3 separate regions of the Homo sapiens genome follow, and regions 2 and 3 are each linked to region 1. Evidence: chromatin contacts called from ENCODE Hi-C data. All regions are on one chromosome and are shown on one strand. The core of a region is the stretch at or near the end of the contact, and the rest is flanking DNA. Distances in the headings are between cores, read along the strand shown. Region 1 holds the start of TXNDC9 (thioredoxin domain containing 9). Region 2 has its middle 14 kb from the start of LINC02611. Region 3 overlaps MGAT4A (alpha-1,3-mannosyl-glycoprotein 4-beta-N-acetylglucosaminyltransferase A).

Region 1 (4,032 bases), core at 868-3,367:
TTTAAGTTTGGTGGGTAGTGTACGAACGTGTAATGTAACAGATGTTGTTCACTCCCAGGAAGTCAACTCTTTCCATCATGAGTAACAGAACTCAATCGAATGTGACACACAGAAATGTCTCAAAAATCTCTAGGTAAGTAACTCGCATATACCCTTATCCTCCCTCCCCAAAGCATTGCAGGTGGTTAGAAAGGAGCGACCTCGGTTGGTTGGTTTCTTCTTCTTCCCTTCCTTTCTTAGGGGAAGGCTAGAGAGCAAAGAAACGACAAAAAAAAACAGGCCGGAAGAAGGAAAGCGAAAAGCATGAGGGCTGGACAATCAGCCCTTAAATAAACGAAAACTGTATCCAAATCAGATTAAGTTGAGAGACAGCGAACTGCTAAACACCTCCCCATAACTCTAACGTACCTGAAACCGCGAGTAGAGAAACCCGGCCGTACATCACATTCAAGCTCCCTTCCCTCCCAAAGTACTCACAGGTATAAGAGGCATAAAAAGAACTTCCCCACCCTCGCCAAGAGTAGCGCGGAAAAAAACTCACACTGGCCTGGGCCACGCTGGCGAAGCCGCCTGACCCTCCCCGCGCGACCAGGAACCCTCAAATGACTACCCCGCTCCTCAGGCCGGGGAAGGGGTGCCGGGGGAGCGAGGCTCGACTGGGAGGACCCGCCCGCCGTCGAGGCCCTACGTGCCCACCCGGCCCGGGGGCTTGGGCCCGCTCCGCACACTCTGGGCCCAGGCCTGGTACCCCGCGAAGCTCATCGCGAGCCCAGACCCCGGTCCGACGCCGCGCCCGGCGAGACCCGCACACTCCACTGAGCCACGGCGGCCGCCGCCGTACGGACCCAACCCCTATCTACCTGTCTTCGCTCTTGTTTTTCTGTTTCTTCCCCATTGCTTGTCAATGGCGCTCGTGGCCCCAGCCCCTCTATTCGGTCTCTCACAGACCCACTGTCTCCCGGCTGACTTTGGTCTCCGCTCAGCTCTTTTCCCCTCGTGCTGCCGCCGCTCGCACCCGGCTCTCCACAGACCCGCGCACTGGAACAGGACACATATGGTGTGAGTTCTCAGTGCGCAAGCGCATCGCCCAGCCGCCTCGGCGTGAGGACGCAGGGCGCGGCTCATCGAGAGCTGCGCTTCGGGTAGAGCGTCTCCGGTTGACCGGCCGACCAGGCAGCAGCCCGAGCGCCCCCTGCCCTCAAGCGTCCGCCACGAGCCGACACCCGCGGGTTTTCCACGTTCTAGAACCCGGAGGTGGACAATGAAGCTGTCAATTTCGCCACCTCACCCCTCTCCCAACGGGGAACGCACGCTTCGGTTCAGGAGTGGGCTTTGGGCTTCCCTTTATATCTTTGTATTCTCAGCCGCACGAAGTTCAGTAAAGAACCACAACGAACCAATAGAGTCCTCTGGGGGTTTGCGAGAGAGATAAATTCAGGACAAAATAGGGACCTCTCAGTAACATCCATGCATTATGCATTATGTACAGTCACTGAATAAAACAGAACAGGACACAGCCGATCAATTCCCTAACATAGGTCTTCAGCTTCACCCTCAAAGCGAGGGCGAGTTCTAAAAATTCCTGTGTTTCGAAGAGTCAAGAGGGGACCTACAGGGGTGGTGGAAAATGTTCTATATCTGGATCTGGCCGGTGATATTTTGGGTTTTAACTATGCAAAAGTTAATTGTGCTGTATATGTTTATGCCTCGACTTTAGGAAAAATGTTAACAAAAGAAAACAAAAAAAAGAAAAATGTTCATTCAACACTAACAGAATGGAAACGCAGTTCAAGCGTCACGGCTGAGCGAGAGCACAGCTGTCTCATTTCCAGTCTGGCGCACTGGACCGTGAATACTGAAGCACGCTCCTGAGAAAGTCCGGCCACGACAGCCTGCGCACTAAGAAACTGCAACTCCCACAATGCTTTGCGGCCTTCCAGTTCGGCCGTGTACCCGGAGGAAAGCAAGGGTCGGACACCTTGGGTTCCGGGCTGCTGGGCGGGAGGCGCACGCGCAGAACTGTTCGCCACCCGACCGCCCGCCCCTTCCTCTGGCGTCCAAGGTGATATCGCGCGAGGTTCGCAGCCAATAAGGAGGCGGATGTGACGGCCCGTTTGCAGCCGCCGGCAGCTACTGCAAGGCAAAAGCCGGAGTGGACGTGTCTTTTGAAACTGCTGCTCTTTCACTTCTCAGGCGTCACCGAGAGCTCAGGTGAGGCAGAGGGTAGTGAGAAGAATCCGACCACCACGTCCGGGTGCTGGTGAACATTCTGCTGCTCCACATCCGGAGCGGAGGAGGGGCGCGGCCCCAGCACCGGTGTCGGTGTCCTGGCAGAGGCTCTTGCGCAAGCGCACCAGGAGGCGTCGAAGTTGGGGCCACCGGGACTGTGCTTTCCTCTGTTTCCCCGGGCGCAGGGAGTGGCCGGCTTGCCATTGGGGAGGTACCTGGGGTTCAGTTAAGGACCAGGCCCCTTGATTGTTTTGGCGGATACCTGTAAGGGTGTCCAGGAAATGACTAGGGAATTTGAGGACGCGCTGTGTCCCGTCCCACCCTTCCAGCGGAGCTGTAAAAAGGAAGAATCAGAGGCTGTGGTTTGAAAAATGAAAAGCTAACGAGGGGTTGCATCGTCTCTTTACCCCATTCTCAATGCTCTGACCACCAACACCTACACCCAGAATAGCTCTTCTTAATCTCGTCTTTTTCCAGTTATCCCATAATTAAATTCTGGGCTCATTCTATAAAGTTCCAGGGTAGGCATTCTCTGTGCTTATCCCTGGAGCACAGCTTCCAACGTTCAATTCAGTATCTTATTATCTTCTCCTTCCAGCCCCCTCACTGAGGGTCACAGTCCTACTGACATTTTTCTTGGGCGATAGGGAGCGTGGAAATCTTTGCTGTGTTTGAAATACAGCACCTTTCCAATTTTATAGCACTCACGAGGAGCTTACAATTTGGTTTTTTAGACTCAAATACTTTTGAAACTTAACAGTGTAGTAATTTGAACAGAAGTCAGGCACGTGTTCATTCAACGTTAAATACATGTTTATTGAGTACCTGCTGTGTTCTATGGAGATACAAAGATGAAATCAAGTATGCTTTTCAAATCCTTTTCCTGTAAAGAAAAAGGAATCAGAATTGAAGTTTGCAAGAATATTTCTCTTCAGCTCAACGTTTATAGAGGGCCTGTGTGGGTCAGAATCTGTGTCAGAAGCTGAGTGAATGAATTCACAGTTTGTTGTGAAGTTTGGGGTGCTTCAGTATTATTTGCAAATGTATCATAGTTCATTGATATGCAACAGCCTCCTGCTTTGATAGGCAAATTATAAATCATTTCTGCAGTAATAACCCTGAGATACACATAAACTTGCCCTCTAATTGTTGGTATAAAATTTCTCGTACAAAATACTCCATTTCTTTTAAAAGAAGTAAAATTTTGGCCGGGCGCGGCTGGCTCACGCCTGTAATCTCAGCACTTTGGGAGGCCGAGGCGGGCGGATCACGAGGTCAGGAGATCGTAGCCATCCTGGCTAACACGGTGAAACCCCGTCTGTACTAAAAATACAAAAAGAAATTAGCCGGGCGTGGTGGCGGGCGCCTGTAGTCCCGGCTACTCGGGAGGCTGAGGCAGGAGAATGGCGTGAACCCAGGAGGCGGAGCTAGCAGTGAGCGGAGATGCGCCACTGCACTCCAGCCTGGGCGACAGAGCGAGACTCCGTCTCAAAAAAAAAAGTAAAATTTTGTACTAATTGCTAGTACAAAATACTCCATTTCTTTTAAAATATATAGTCATGTGCCACATAAGGACATTTCAGTTTTATGAGATTGTAATACTGTATTTATCGTACCTTTTCTATGTTTAGATACACAAATGCCATTATGTTACAGTTGTCTGCAGTATTCAGTACAGTAACATGCTGTACAGATTTGTAGCCTAGGAGTAATAGGCTGTATGGCATAGCCTAGGTGTGTAGCAGGCTGTACCATCTGGGTTTGTGTAAATAGTCTATAATGTTTGAAACAATATCAAAATCA
Region 2 (4,448 bases), core at 419-2,918, 580 kb after region 1:
AAAATCTTAGCTAACAAAAGTTAGCTGGAATGAAAATTTTACAGAAAGTAGAATATCTTTGTTACCAAAGGGAAGTTTATTTTGATAAAATTAAAAAGGCCAGGTACAGAATAACATGCAACTTAAAACTATCACGAGTGGGACAGTGTAGACGTGAGAAGAAGATGCCTTTGGGGCCAATGGGCCTGCATTCACATTTTATTTTTGCCACCCTTTTCTTTGGTGACTTTATTACCTTTAAAATGGGAAAGATACACATGTACCTTCCAAGTTACAGGACGGATTTACATTCTTGGCACCATAAATATTAGTTCCTTTTTTTTCTACATCAGTGAGAAAGGATGTGGTAAAACAGGGGGAAAAAAAATAGGCAAGGCCTTTGTGTTTTTGCTTTTTTTGTGGTCTAATTTCTTTTAACAAATAACAGTTGTTTTTCTGATTAGGAAAGTAACACATTCATTGTAGAACACTTGGAATATTCAGAAAAAAATGTATTTTTTTTTAAATCGCCAGTAATTCTACCACCAGAGATAAATACTATGAATGTTTTTGTTTGCACTAAGCACACCTATGTGATTGGGATAATATTATTACCTAAAGTGTTGTGTTCCACTTTTCATGCATGTGCTCTTTTTACATTCTATTTTATTTTGAGACAGGATCTCACTCTGTCACCCAGGCTGGAGTGCAGTGGTGGCATCACAGCTCACTACAGCCTCAAACTCCTGGGCTCAAGCAATCCTCCCACCTCAGCCTCCCAAGTAGCTGGGACCACAGGTGTGCACCAACACACCTGGTTAATTTTTTGTATTTTTTGTAGAGACAGGGTCTCACTGTGTTGCCCAGGCTGGTCTCCAGCTCCTGGCCTCAAGTGATCCACTTGCCTTGGCCTCCCAGAGTGCTGGGATTGTAAGTGTGTACCACTGTGCCTGGTCTGTACTCTCGTTTTTAAAAAGACTCCTCAAAAACGTTGGAATTTTCCTTATTTTAAAAATACTGTTGAAGAACATAACTTAATGGTTATATAATAATATTTCACTATATTGCTGTACCATGTTTTATTTAGTCCTATTTTTGGACAGCTAGGCTGTCTCCAAATTTTCTCAATACAGAAATTCTACATAATATTCTTGCACACAAATTTTGGTCCACATCTGTTGACGTCTTTAGGATAAGTTCCTAAGAGTGGAATGAGCAACTCTAAGGGTTTTTTAAGTGGTCCTGACTTATATTGCTAAATTACTTTTCCAAAAGATTATGGTAGTTGATGGCCCTACTATGAGTGAATGGTAATTTTTGTACCGTCTGGTCTCAGAACCAAACCATCAGCTACATTTTTAAAATAATGAATTGAGAATGGATGAATTGTAGGCACATATGGGGGTTCTATTTCTCTTTCTATGGGACTCTAGGTATGATTTTCCCATTTTTGTAATTAGGATATACGGCTCCAGGAAATTGAGAGTGAGCCAGATAGTTTCTGGAGAAGTCAACTGTACCGAGGCCAGGAAACACTAGTCATCCCTGAGGGTCAAACACAGTTATGTACTAAGAATGAGGAAGTCCCACACAAAGTGGCAAGATGCTGGGTTAGCCCACAGTCTTAAGAGGGAAACCTGTTCCAGACATGACTTCCGCCCTTGGCAGATGAGGCTTCTGGTTGCCTGCCAATTATAACTAGCTAGAAACAGCATCACGGAGAAACAGTAAAGCAACAGCAAGGTGGCGGCTGGAGACTCGGGCATGAGGCCCAAGGCCAGGAGAGGAGCAGCGGGTGGGAAAAGCCTGAAGGAGGGGCTGGGTCTAGACCAGCTAGCAATCCCACAGCAGCCAATAGCCCAGCCTGCTGGAGAAGAGATTTCTAGAAATGCAAAAGTTTTCACATGCAACCACGAAAGCAGTTCACGGGCGTTCCTGGCACTGTCAGGAGGAAGTCAGGATCACACAGGGTGCACCTGGAAAGCAGCTGCCCTCCCCAAGTTTGACCTGGGCTAGCAGCTGGTACTGCCATGTGGGCTCTGGGTTTTATGAAGTTGCAACACCAGAACCAGGAATTTGGGGAAGATAAAATAGAAACAGAGAAAATATTTATATTTATTTAGACGAGAGATGTGCACAAACCACAAGCCCTGGAGATGCAGGGCGTCTAAACCATTGCCATTATTTCAGTAGCTTTAGGAGAGTTCGCAAGGTAGCTAATGATAAGAAACAGGAGAAAATCATTCTCCAACCCTCACAAACGAAAATGTCTGATCCGAGCACCCGTGGCTGTCTCACTGCTTAACCCTTCCAAAGAATAAACATGAAGTACTCTTCAGTATGGCTATGGGAAGAGCACATCCTGTTGCATTAGGAAACTTTAATTACTAAGTTTGATAAATCAAAGGTTGTCATTTACATGATACATCTTAACTTCAGCAAGAGGTTTAAACTCATCTCACATAAATCACTCAACAACCAGAAAAATACGGTCCTGATGTTGGCATGAGAGAACACACAAAGAATGTTTTCAAAGGCTGATCTTGGGCCAATATAGCTTAAATTTTCATCAGTGATGATAGAGGAGGGTGCAAGAGTAAATGAATAAAAGAGACAACCCAGTATGGGGTTAAAACAGTAACTAGCCATTGAAGATAGGGGGAAGTGAGGGGTAAGTCAACAGAAATCAGTAGTATAGACATATAGAATGAAGTTTGATAGCATCACTTGCCTTTAAAAATGAACAAATTAAGAAAATAACAAATGGAGTGAACACACAGCCTAGTAAAACATTCACTGTCTGGAGTCTCCAAGAATAAGCCACCCTAGGAAGCTAGGTTTCCCATCTGAGAAACCTTAAATAACTAATCTTAGGTTTCATCCATTCGTAATGGAAAGTTTTCAAGAATGTGTCACTCATTTCTCTGCTTTTTTAAAGAATGTGATGGGCCGGGTGTGGTGGCTCGCACCTGTAATCCCAGCATTTTGGGAGGCCGAGGTGGGTGGATCACCTGAGGTCAGGAGTTCAAGACCAGCCTAACCAACATGGTGAAACCCAGTCTCTATTAAAAATACAAAATTAGCTGGGCATGGTGGCACATGCCTGTAATCCCAGCTACTCGGGAGGCTGAAGCAGGAGACTTGCTTGAACCTGAGAGGCAGAGGTTGCAGTGAGCCGAGATTTTCCATGGAGTAAATTTGCTCCATAACTTGTATACGAGAATGATCTAGGGTGCCTGTAGGTTCAGGCAAGTGAGTAGCTAGATTTAAAGTATGCCATACTTTAAGAGTTACATCAGGAGTGTCTAGCAATAAAGCCTGATATTTTAATGAGTCCCCCTGTCATCCACTGGTGTCTTTTAGTTTCTAGGACTCCTTGTACTTGGTGTGGGGTTAAAACCTCCAGATGTTGTCTTAAAGCCAGTTTATTGTTTCATCTACTAAGGCAGTTGCTGCAACTGCCCTGAGGTATCCAGGCCATCTTGAAGTGACATGGTCTAGTCGTTTAGAAAAATATGTCACTGGTCAGGGAATAGCTCCCAATTTCTGGACAAAGACACCTAGGGCAGTGCTTTGTTTTTCAGTCATATAAAGGAAAAGCGGCTTATCAAAATTAGGGATCCCTAGGGCTGGGGTTGATCCCAATTTCTCCTTGAGAGTTTTAAAAACCTGTTCACAATTACTATCCCATTCAAAAGGACCTACATCTGCTCCTTTCAGAGTCTCATCAAAAGGCTTGCCTATATGCCCAAATCCAACTACCCATAAAGAGCAGAATCCTGCCATCCCTAGGAAAGTCCACAGGTGTTTTCTAGTTTGGGGTTTTGGAATGTCCAAGATAGTTTCCCTTCATTCTGGTGTTATTGTCAGGGGTTGGAACTTATTCTGAGTATTTAATCTCTTGAGTTGAAATCTGGGCTTTGTGTGGTGAGACCCTGTACTTACTAGTTCCCAGAAAGTTTAGTAACTGAATGGTATTTTTGTCCAAGTTTCTTTTAGTTGAGCTAGTAACCAACAAGTCACTCACCTATTGGGTAATAGTGTTTTTACTTAATTGTACCATTTTAAATTCTCTAGGTAGTGCATTTTTAAACAGATTAGGGTTGTCCCTAGACCCCTGGGGAAGAACTGTCCAAGTTAATTAAGAAACTAAATGGCTATCAGTATCAGTCTTTTCAAAAGTAAAGATGAATTGTGAATCAGGGTGTACTGGAATGCAAAAAAAAAGGTCCCTGGGCTAACAGCGTGTAGGGATTGGGCACTGTAGTATGTATAGGAATGATAGTCTCATTGACAGCTCAAAGATCTTGAACAAATCTGTAGTCTCCATTTGGCTTTTTAACTGGCAAGATTGGTGTATGACAAGGAGATTCACAGGGCCTTAACAACCCAAACTGCAAAAACTTAGCAATTAGTGGTTGGATCCCTCTTTATGTCTCTGGCTTTAAGGGGTATTGTCTCTTCCATGG
Region 3 (4,047 bases), core at 879-3,378, 700 kb after region 1:
AGGATAAAGATTATATGAAACCATTACTTCTTAAAATCCATGTAAACCCACCTGCGGAGGTATCTACTTCCTTGAAGGTCTACCAAGGGCATACGCTGGAGAAAACTTACATGGGAGAGGATTTCTTCTGGGCTATCACACCGATAGCTGGAGACTACATCTTGTTTAAATTTGATAAACCAGTCAATGTAGAAAGGTTGGTGATTATTGAAATGTATGTGATCTTACAATTTGGATCTCTTATTCGTAATGTGATTTATAATAGATTTTTGTGTGTGTGCCTGACAGATGTGGGGACACAGTGGGGCCCAAAATGTTGGGCTTTAAATTACATGTAAAACAACTCCATAATAAAACGAGTATGTTGTTTTCAGATGTAATGTCAACATTTAACACGTTTGGTGAACTTCATTGGTATTTCTGGACTTAGTATATCTAGTATAATTTTTTAATACTTTTTTGCGGAACTCTCGAAAATCTCAAATTAGTGTTTATGTCTTTATCCTGGTATGTCCCTTGAAAATTGATCTGGAGCTAGTTGATTAGCCCAGCAATTTGGTTGAAATGATAAATTTGACAGAGTATGACTATTCTTAGTCAATAGTTTTACAAATGCTAGGTTATTTTCGGTACACCAGGGAGAAATTTACAGCCATTTTATGTTTTTGAGCATTTATGTTCATTTTACAAAATTTAGGACTTTCTTCCTTTTTTTTTTTTGAGACAGTCTCGCTCTGTCGCCCAGACTGGAGTGCAATGGTGCAATGTAGCTCATTGCAACCTCCACCTCCTTGGTTCAAAAGATTCTCCTGCCTCAGCCTCCGAAGTAGCTGGGATTACAGGTACCTGACACCACACCTGGCTAATTTTTTTGTATTTTTAGTAGAGACAGGGTTTCACCATGTTGGCCAGGCTGGTCTCAAACTCCTGACCTCAGGTGATCCACCCATGTCTGCCTCCCAAAGTACTGGGATTATAGGCGTGAGCCATTGTGCCTGGCCTGTTTTTAATTTAATAGTCGTGATTCCTTCAGTCCTTCTTCAGGTTTGGGTGTGTTCCCCAGATTGGCAGTGGCATACTTAAAGGAACATAGTTCCCCACTCTGTGGTGTTTCCTTTTATGTGTCCCAATGGGAGGGCCAATTTGATTTTTAGAATCCACCAGAAATCATTTTCAGTAATTCTATTTGAGGTGGTCAGAAACAATTTAGAGCTGTGATACAATGTTACTAATTTTCTTTTGTTACTCTAAACTGATTCCAAAGAGGAATTCAAGTTTTAAAAGTGTTTTAAGCATTGGGAATACCACTGGAAGAACATACAGAAATAGTTTTGAATAATATTTTGCACTTGCATGAGCATTTATTTGTTTTGCTGTTAAAGTTCATTTTTATACTATTAGTAATACTCTGCACTTTGAGATATTGTTTACCACTCAGAGAGCCAGCATAGAATTAGAAACAGCATAGATGTCCATTAGTATGTGTTTGGTTAAATAAAATGATATTGCCACGCAGTGGAATGCTGTAAGCAGTCATCAAAAATATTGACGTAGATTAGTATGTATTGACATGAAAACTTTCTTAGATATATACTAAGTGGGGTGAAAAGCAAATTTTATAACTTTATAGAATATCCTTATAGATCATTTTATAGATTATGGCATTATATGTGTATAGGATTCTAGAATATATAGCATTCTATATAGAGAGTATAGAATTATAGATTATAGAAGGATTTTTTGAAAAATAAAAACAATGTTTTACATATATTATGTACATAGAACAAATCTGCAAAAAATCTATTAAACTGTTAATAGAGGTGAGATAACAGGGACAGTTTCACTTGACTTGATACATTTATTTTGTGTGCTTTTTCCCTCAACAATCAATTTCTTTTTCTTAGTCTTTGACTTTTGAGAAAGTATAGATTCACACGCAGCTGTAGGAAGTAAAACTGAGACATCCTGTGTACCCATCACCCCACTTGCCCAAGGGGAGCATCTTGCAGACTGTGGTTTTGACACAGTATATCAAGATAAGGACCGTTTCTATCACCCCAAGAATTCCCACGTAACCTTTTACAGCCATATCTACTGGCCCACCGCTGTAACTGTATCGTAACCATACTGTGACTGGCTGAGCATTTTGAATGTGCGGGGGACTTTTTGTCAGTTCTCCTGAACTGATTGGAGCAGTCCTCTGAGGTAGATGGGACTGTCTGCATTATAGAAGAAACTCAGGCTCAGAAAGCTGAGGAAACTCGTGAAAGGTGACAATTCTAGTAACTGAGAGACCCAGGATTTGGACCCAGGTCTTTCTGACTCCTAAGCCTAAACTTTTAACCATGCAACTGAACTAGAGTTAGGTTTAGATTCAGACATACTTTGCATGTCTGACCTAGTTTCCTCCCTTCCCCACACCCTGAGAACGCATACGCATACTTACTAGTTTGTTTTCAGAGTATCAAAAACAGAGTATTATACTCACACCCAGAAAGTATTTTAGATCTGTCACCATATATCGATAATTAGTCATTCTTCAAATGCTTTTTTAATATTGATATTCAGATATTTTAAGAGGTTAATTTACTTTTAGTCTACTAATATTAAAGTTATTTGTATTGGATAGAACTAGTCTTTGTTTCTTTTATTATTATTATTTATTACTATTATTATTATTATTATTTAGAGATGAGTTCTTGCTGTGTTACCCAGGCTGGAGTGCAGTGGCACAGTCACGGCTCACTGTAGATGAGACCTTCCAGGCTAAACTCAAGCAATCCTCTCACCTTAGCTTCCTGAGTAGCTGGGACTACAGGTACATACCACCATGCCTGGCTAATTTTTTAATTTTTTTGTAGCGACGAGGTCTCACTGTGTTGCCCAGGCTGGTCTTGAACCCCTGACCTCAAGTGATCCTCCTACCTCGGCCTCCCAAAGTGCTGGGAGTACAGGTGTGAGCCACCACGCCCAGCCTAGAACTGGTCTTTGGACATGCCATGACTACTGGTTGTCCTAGTGAAGTTTTTTTCTGATATAAGATACAGCAGTATTATATAGGTGTTATAATTTTCTGGGAAGAGGGTTAAATATTTAAAGCATTATAGACAGTGACATAAAACTCATCCTTTTTGAAAATATCTAGGTACATTATTATGTTAAGCAGCAAACATAATTGTTTCTGACAGAAGGAATGAACTTATCACCTAGGAGTCATGCTCTTAAGTTTCTAAGTTCCCTACAACCATTCAGAACACATACTGTGCAGTTATTAGAAGCTCTAGCGTTGTCAACTTTGCTTGCTTAGAGTCTTGTGTAGAAAAGCTGACTCTGAGGTAAGGTCATTTTCTTGAATCTTTGTAAAATCTAGCCCGACTTGTGTTTTTATTTTGATGTTTGTATTTTCAGTTATTTGTTCCATAGCGGCAACCAAGAACATCCTGGAGATATTCTGCTAAACACAACTGTGGAAGTTTTGCCTTTTAAGGTATGACTGCTATTTCCTCTTACCTTTCCCTAACAACTAATACTAGTAGACTTAGCTTGAAGCTTTTCTTGTTTTTAAGGGGAAAGAAAATTCTCATGATTTGCAGGACTCAATGGTGAATAATATTAATTTTTTTTGAAATATGAAGCACTTTTATATTTGACGAGTGCATTTGACCCATTCATAGAAAGAGCCTTCATTTTGTTTTATCTTGGAAAGTAACAGGCCACACCCGGTGGCTCACGTCTGTAATCCCAGCACTTTGGGAGGCTGAGATGGGTGGATCATTTGAGGTCAGGAGTTCAAAACCAGTCTGGCCAACATGACAAAACCCCATCTCTACTAAAAATACAAAAATTAGCCAGGAATCGTGGCATGCGCCTGTAATCCCAGCTACTCGGGAGGCTGAGGCACGAGAATCACTTGAACCTGGGAGGTGGAGGTTGCAAATAATATGAACGTTTCTACTAGAAAAAGAAATGAATCGTATTTTATTTTATTTTATTTTATTTTATTTTATTTTATTTTTTTGAGACAGAGTCTCGCTCTGTCACTGGCTG

What was found. A loop is a pair of places that touch in the nucleus more often than their neighbours do. Pooled maps may share reads with other maps.
Region 2: a map of endothelial cell of umbilical vein shows a loop between it and region 1 (4-fold over the local background). The contact joins the enhancer-like site here to the promoter of TXNDC9 in region 1. A Hi-C loop is called at or near these places in 2 of 168 maps with a recorded cell type or tissue (endothelial cell of umbilical vein and naive thymus-derived CD4-positive, alpha-beta T cell), 2 of 37 single-sample maps with no recorded cell type and 5 of 50 pooled maps.
Region 3: a pooled map shows a loop between it and region 1 (6-fold over the local background). The contact joins the enhancer-like site here to the promoter of TXNDC9 in region 1. A Hi-C loop is called at or near these places in 1 of 168 maps with a recorded cell type or tissue (chondrocyte), 2 of 37 single-sample maps with no recorded cell type and 9 of 50 pooled maps.

What each region holds. Positions count from the first base shown.
Region 1 is chr2:99,334,418-99,338,449 of GRCh38, reverse strand. TXNDC9 (thioredoxin domain containing 9) reads left to right here and starts at 2,117. Exons shown (of 5, transcript NM_005783.4): 1 at 2,117-2,211. EIF5B (eukaryotic translation initiation factor 5B) reads right to left here and starts at 1,061. Exons shown (of 24, transcript NM_015904.4): 1 at 861-1,061. The coding sequence starts at 895. RefSeq lists enhancers at 863-972, 679-1,180, 1,193-1,302, 1,323-1,402, 1,413-1,462 and 5 more and a silencer at 633-792.
Region 2 is chr2:98,755,456-98,759,903 of GRCh38, reverse strand. No RefSeq gene overlaps it. Among named protein-coding and RNA genes, the nearest start is that of LINC02611, 14 kb to the left of the region's middle. Within about 2 kb of position 1,668, at least 27 of the 41 ENCODE cell types and tissues checked have a DNase peak (open chromatin) inside an H3K27ac peak, as active enhancers do; they include endothelial cell of umbilical vein, where a contact is called at or near this core.
Region 3 is chr2:98,635,957-98,640,003 of GRCh38, reverse strand. MGAT4A (alpha-1,3-mannosyl-glycoprotein 4-beta-N-acetylglucosaminyltransferase A) reads left to right here. Exons shown (of 16, transcript NM_012214.3): 12 at 3-196; 13 at 3,409-3,487. Among named protein-coding and RNA genes, the nearest start is that of UNC50, 29 kb to the right of the region's middle. Within about 2 kb of position 2,128, at least 4 of the 41 ENCODE cell types and tissues checked have a DNase peak (open chromatin) inside an H3K27ac peak, as active enhancers do.